2 separate regions of the Homo sapiens genome follow, and region 2 is linked to region 1. A link is an interaction called in ENCODE POLR2A ChIA-PET data of the cell type or tissue named here. Cell type or tissue: Panc1. All regions are shown on one strand. Links, peaks and the distances in the headings refer to the core of each region. The heading gives the core; the rest is flanking DNA.

Region 1 (2,924 bases), core at 1-2,500:
ATGTTACAACATGGATTAATTTTGAGGACATTATGCTAAGTGAAATAAGCTAAACACAAAAGAACAAATATTGTATGACTCCACTTATATGAAGGTATATATATTATATATATATACACTCTCATATATACACATATCTCTGTGTGTGTGTGTGTGTGTGTGTGATATTCAAAAGGAAGTAGAATGGTGGTTGTCAGGAGATGGAAGAAGCGAGATATGGGGAATTATTGTTTAGTAGCTACAGAGTTTCAGTTTGGGAAGCTGACAGTTTTCTAGAGATGAATGTTGGTGATGGAAGATGAAAAAGTACTGGAGATGGACAGTGGTGATGGTTCAGTTAATGTCACTGAAGTGCAGATGTAAAAATGATTAAAATGGTAATTTTTTAAAGTATATATTTTGCCACAACAAAACAAAACAAAATGAAGTTGGGCGTGCTGGCTCACACCTGTAATCCCAGCACTTTGGGAGGCTGAAGTGGGCGAATCACCTGAGGTCAGGAGTTCGAGACCAGCCTGGGCAACATCGTGAAACCCCTAAAAAAAAAAAAAAAAAAAAGTAAAATACAAAAATACAAATAAAAATACAAAAATTAGCCAGGCCTGGTTGTGGGCTCCTGTAATTCCAGCTACTTGGGAGCCTGAGGCAGGAGGATCATTTGAGCCCGGGAGGTGGAGGTTGCAGTGAGCAGAGATGGCATCACTACACTCCAGGCTGGGTGACACAGCAAGACTCCATCTCAAAAAAAAAAAAAAAAGCAGGTGATAAACTTTTAAAAATTCAATTAATTGCATATAAACAACTTCTTTTTTCACTGAATCTTTTCAGAAATGAAATACAAGATGAGAGGAATTTGCTTCCAAGTGAGAGAGCATAGACCTGTAACTTCTCTCCTTGCTGAGGGAAACTCTCATCTCCAAAACCCTCTTTCCCTCAGGAATTCGTTGGGTCTAATGTGGGCATAGCAGCTGTTGCCTTGGAACCTGAGGGTACGTACGTCTTTTAAACTTTGTGTTCTTTGTATTTTTAATGGAATAAACAGCATGTTAATTATCAATTTATTTTTATTTTTATTTTTTTGAGACAGGGTGTCCTTTGTCACCCAGGCTACAGTGTAGTGGCACCATCTTGGCTCACTGCAGCCTTGACCTCCTGGGCTCAAAGGATCATCCCCCGCTGCAACTCCCAAGTAGCTGGGACCACAGGCGCATGCCACTATGTCTCGTTAATTTTTGTATTTTCTGTAGAGACAGCATTTTGCCATGTTGCCCAGGCTGGTCTTGAACTCCTGGCCTCAAGTGATCCACCCACCTTGGCCTCCCAAAGTGCTGAGATTAGAGGCATGAGCCACTGAACCCAGCCTAATTATTAATTTAATAAGCATTTTTCTTGCAGGGTCCCAGAATGGCCAATCATGCCCTATACTTATAACTGTATACTACCATTCCCAAAGCTAATCAATACTAATTCTTCCTATTGAGACCAGATGCAGATTCAGACTCCTTGATAGATCTCTGTAACTGTAATAAAAGTAAATGGGTGTTAGCATGAGCCAAAATGCAGTTTTCTATCATTAGGACACCTCTCAAGGCTTCCAGGCAGCTGGCATCACATTCAAACCTAGATTTCGTATCAGGAGATGTGGCCTACTGGAGAAGGAGAGCTGAGTGCTGACTGCTGTGTCAGTAAGTAAGTGGTGATGTGTGGTCTCACAAGAATCCAAAGCCAGGCTTAGCCATGAGCCAGATCTTTAAGTAAGTGTCAGGTCCCAGGCAAGTTCCAGTGAATAAATGAAGATGTAAACCAAAATCAACATTAACCTGATTTTCCTCCTACAGTTTATGTAAGATTATATAATATAGTACTTGAGGAAGACAAGCAAAACCCCAAAGTGTCTGATGTGTGTTGGTGTAAGCCTTCATTGCTAACATTTTTCTTGGGTTAGAAGAACTCACAAGGCAGAAGGCTCTTTATGGATCTTCCTTCTCTAGTGCTACTGAATTCTTTTTCTTCCAATCTGGTTTGTAAGGCCACATCAGCTTTCTCCCTTCCTGCGTCTTTCCTAACTCTGAAACTTCTAGAAGGAAGCTCTCTTCCTTTTCCTTTGCTCACCTCTGCCTCTGTTTCTGCCCAGTTTCCCTGGCTCTAGTCCCTACTGCAGGAGCCTCTCAGGGTACACAAGCCTGTCTAGACATTGGCTCAGGAGGGCTCCTGGTACACACACAGGTCCCACTTCCTGACCCTTGAGCTTATCTGGCTTGGAACAAGAGAGTCAGTTTTAAAAAGATAATTCAAGGTCTTCCGTCTACTACTCTGTTGAGCACTTAAAATATATGATCCTATTTATCATCTTAATAATTCTGTGAGGTAGATATTATTATCTCTTTTTTTAAAATGAAGACACTGATCTTTAAATAAGTATATAACCCAAAGGCACACAGAAAGCAGTGGTAGAGCTCTGAAATCTGTGACCCTAACAAGACTGCCTCTGAACCCTTCAGCAGGATTATTGCCTGAATTCCCTTTGTGCCTTGGCCTGATTGGCTCCTGTGGTCCTTCAAAAGTCTCTGAGTTAAAGAAATAAAGGTATAATAATTAAGTTTCTGCCAGTGAAGCAGATATTTGGAGCCACACAATTCCTACCTAATTACAAGAGCTACTCTTAGAAAATACATGGACTCAGGTTTTCTCAGCTAGAACAGTACATGCTAGAGAGTTCTTCAGGAGACATTAAGGAACTGCAGCTGTGACGAAAATGCAAGGGACTCAGACTAGCTAAAACAATCTTAAAAAAAAAGAGCCAAGTTGGAGGACTCACACTTCCTAATTTCAAAACTTACTACAAAGCTACAGTGTCAAGAGAGTATGGTACTGGCATAAGGATAGACAAATAGATCGATGAAATAGAATTGAGAGTCCAGAAA
Region 2 (2,924 bases), core at 425-2,924, 680 kb before region 1:
TAATACCATGGAAAGATCTGGCCAACTAACAAATCATTTATATCACGTTTCTGGATAACTGTTTATAAACATACAATATATTGGACTGATAAAAGCTGATAAGTATATGATTCAATGACTAATACATGTCCAAGTGAAAAATTTTTACAAATGGACAATACCCTATTACCAGTGAGCTATCTGCCCTTAGAAACTCAGATTTATTAGAATCCCAATTACCTGTCAGAATACCAAACTTGTCCAATATGAATTCTTCAATGCCAAATTACTTTGCTCAACTATATTTTCATATAAAGCCCTCTTAAAATCTTTCTTTTCCATGAAGTTGTGTTTTTTTGTTTTAATTCCATAGCTCTTAGCCTACCTACCAATTCTCTCCCAAGTACACAAGCAGGAGCACCATCTCAAAGGAGTTTTTTTCTTTATATATTTACTTGTTTACTTAAAAATTCATTTGTTTTGTTTTATTTGTTTATGAAATATGTATATATATATAGGTCTTGCTACATATTAGACACTGCTCCAAGCTTTTTAAAAGCTTTACTCATTGCTTTTGTCAGTTCATTTCATCCAAAAGTAAAATATTGTTTACCATACAAAGTTGTCATTTCAACAAATTATAATGTTTTCTACAAAATGATATGTCATGACATTTAGCAATTTAGCCCTGCAGTAGATTTTATTTACTTTGACTCACCATTAGTCTAGAATTAGGATTCCATTTTTCTCTTTCTAAAAATGACAATTATTAATGTTTTCTTATTGAAAAAAATAACATCCATTCATTTTTATTAACAAATAACAGTATAAGTAAGCCTATAGAAGAAAAATTAGCCATATCACTACCCTGTTTAGTTTTTCTCTGTCTGTCTTCTGATCATATGTATATATCTGAAAATGGATAATATTTAAGTGAAGCAAAAATAATATTCAAAATGTACTTCAATTGAATCCAGATTTTATTTGTATTTCATTTCTCAATATTTTCTCCTCTACAAAAACAGAGTGAAGTTGTAAGAATACTAGACCCAAGTTTCAAAATCTCATGTTAAGTGAGATTTTGCATGTCCTCCGTAAAATTTCTGGAGCACTTTATAAAAGTTTATTTTCGTGGAAATCAAAAAACCAGGTCATGATATTCTTTTCTAAGTCCCTAAACCTGTCTAACAATGCAAAGGTTGTCTGTCCTTCTTACATGTAGACTCATTTGTCTAAGTGGGCCTTAACATGTATGATTTCCATCAAGGCTGCTTGGCAAAGGCTTTCTGTTAGTGTGTAAGGGGAATATGATGACCAATATAACAACCTCAGTATTTCCTCTACCTCTCTTCAACTCCTCAACGTGAACCCAATGTTTTTGTGGAACACAAAGCCTCTGAATGCCTGGGAAGTCACCAGTGTGATCCCAGCCACCACCCATTAATCTTCTTAACTAGCATGTCCCTCATCATTACCTCCCTTCCCAAAGCCCTTTGCATGTGCCTGTTCCCTGGCAAGAAAGCCTCAACTAAATGGCCAAGAGCTAATGAGAATTCCCCCCAAAATGGAAAATTGAATATAAATGAGAAAGTTTTAAAAGGTGCCAAGATCAGGCCCGGTGCAGTGTGTCACGCCTGTAATCCCAGCCCTTTGAGAGGCCGAGGTGGGCGGATAACAAGGTCAGGAGATCGAGACCATCCTGGCTAACACGGTGAAACCTGTCTCTACTAAAAATACCAAAAAAAAAAAAAAAAAAATTAGCCGGTTGTGGCGGCGTGCGCCTGTAGTCCCAGCTACTCGGGAGGCTGAGGCAGGAGAATGGTGTGAACCTGGGAGGCAGAGCTAGCAGTGAGCGGAGATTGGGTCACTGCACTCCAGCCTGGGCAACTGAGGGAGACTCCATCTCAAAAAAAAAAAAAGTGCCAAGATCGGTGGATAGGTTTGTTTATTCAGTGATCTTAAGGATAGACCAGACAAATAATGACAGAAGAGACAAGGAGGAACTTCAAATGGGTTGAGAAAATCCATTGCAATGAAATCTTTCTTTGTATTTCCGAAGCCCTTGAAGATTGTCTATATTCAGATTTTGTAAAGAGAAGATACTACTGAATGTGACTCTTAGTTATAATTTTCATTGTTTGTTGTTGCAATTTAAAAAAAGTCATATTCCCAAATAATGATATAAACTAATAGCAAAATTAGTACCCCATATACCTCACTCAATCTAAAATTTTCCAAGAGTAGGCCTAAAGCAAGCACAAGCTTTATTACAATTGAAGTTGTTCACAAACTCCAGCAATATGTTTCACTATTACTAAACTAGTTATAGTGACAAAATATGAATCCATTTGAGGATCTACATACTATCTTTCTCATAAAATATTTCAGAAGAAAAGAAAATCATGGCATCCTCCTAAATGAATTGTTCCAATTGAAATCCTAACTGTCACCATCATGATATTCTTTCAACCTGAAAAGCACATCTTTCTTTTCTGCACTCATAACCACTACTACCTCAGAAATCATTTACCTCTGAAATGGTCCTTGTCAACAAGCCCACCTTACTGATTGTATCTTGATTCTGCAGGCTTTCCACACTCTTGGACTTAATTTGTGAAAATTTATTTGGTTCTCTAAATGTCATTTTATACTGTTCTCATATAACTATACATATTTTCTATTTTTTATAAAACCACCATGACAGCATCTGGTACAATAAATGCTTATTTAATGAACAAATGAACTTATATTGCTGCCGACTACAGGAACTTTAATGCTCTCTGAGAAAATAAAATGCATTATAATTGTTATTTGTGTTAGGCTTTAGTTTATTTCATTCTAAATAAAGATGATAGTACTTATTTCTGTTCTGTAGAGGAGATTGGTTCTTTAGGACGAAAGTTAAAATAGTCTAGAATTTTCCCCCTTTTCTCCCTTTTATGTCC

The links. Peaks named below come from ENCODE experiments on the same cell type or tissue, not always from the same donor. Only the 100,000 strongest peaks of a DNase experiment are listed, where the experiment ranks them.
Region 2: POLR2A ChIA-PET joins it to region 1 with 8 read pairs; 1 of 35 experiments calls an interaction of 5 or more read pairs at or near these places.

What each region holds. Positions count from the first base shown.
Region 1 is chr10:62,125,941-62,128,864 of GRCh38, forward strand. No RefSeq gene overlaps it. Among named protein-coding and RNA genes, the nearest start is that of LINC02621, 130 kb to the right of the region's middle. In Panc1, for the core only: no CTCF peak of the experiment used is centred there; no DNase peak of the experiment used is centred there; H3K27ac peaks cover 358 bases.
Region 2 is chr10:61,441,580-61,444,503 of GRCh38, forward strand. All of the region lies in intron 1 of TMEM26 (transmembrane protein 26), which reads right to left. Among named protein-coding and RNA genes, the nearest start is that of TMEM26-AS1, 9.6 kb to the right of the region's middle. In Panc1, for the core only: no CTCF peak of the experiment used is centred there; no DNase peak of the experiment used is centred there.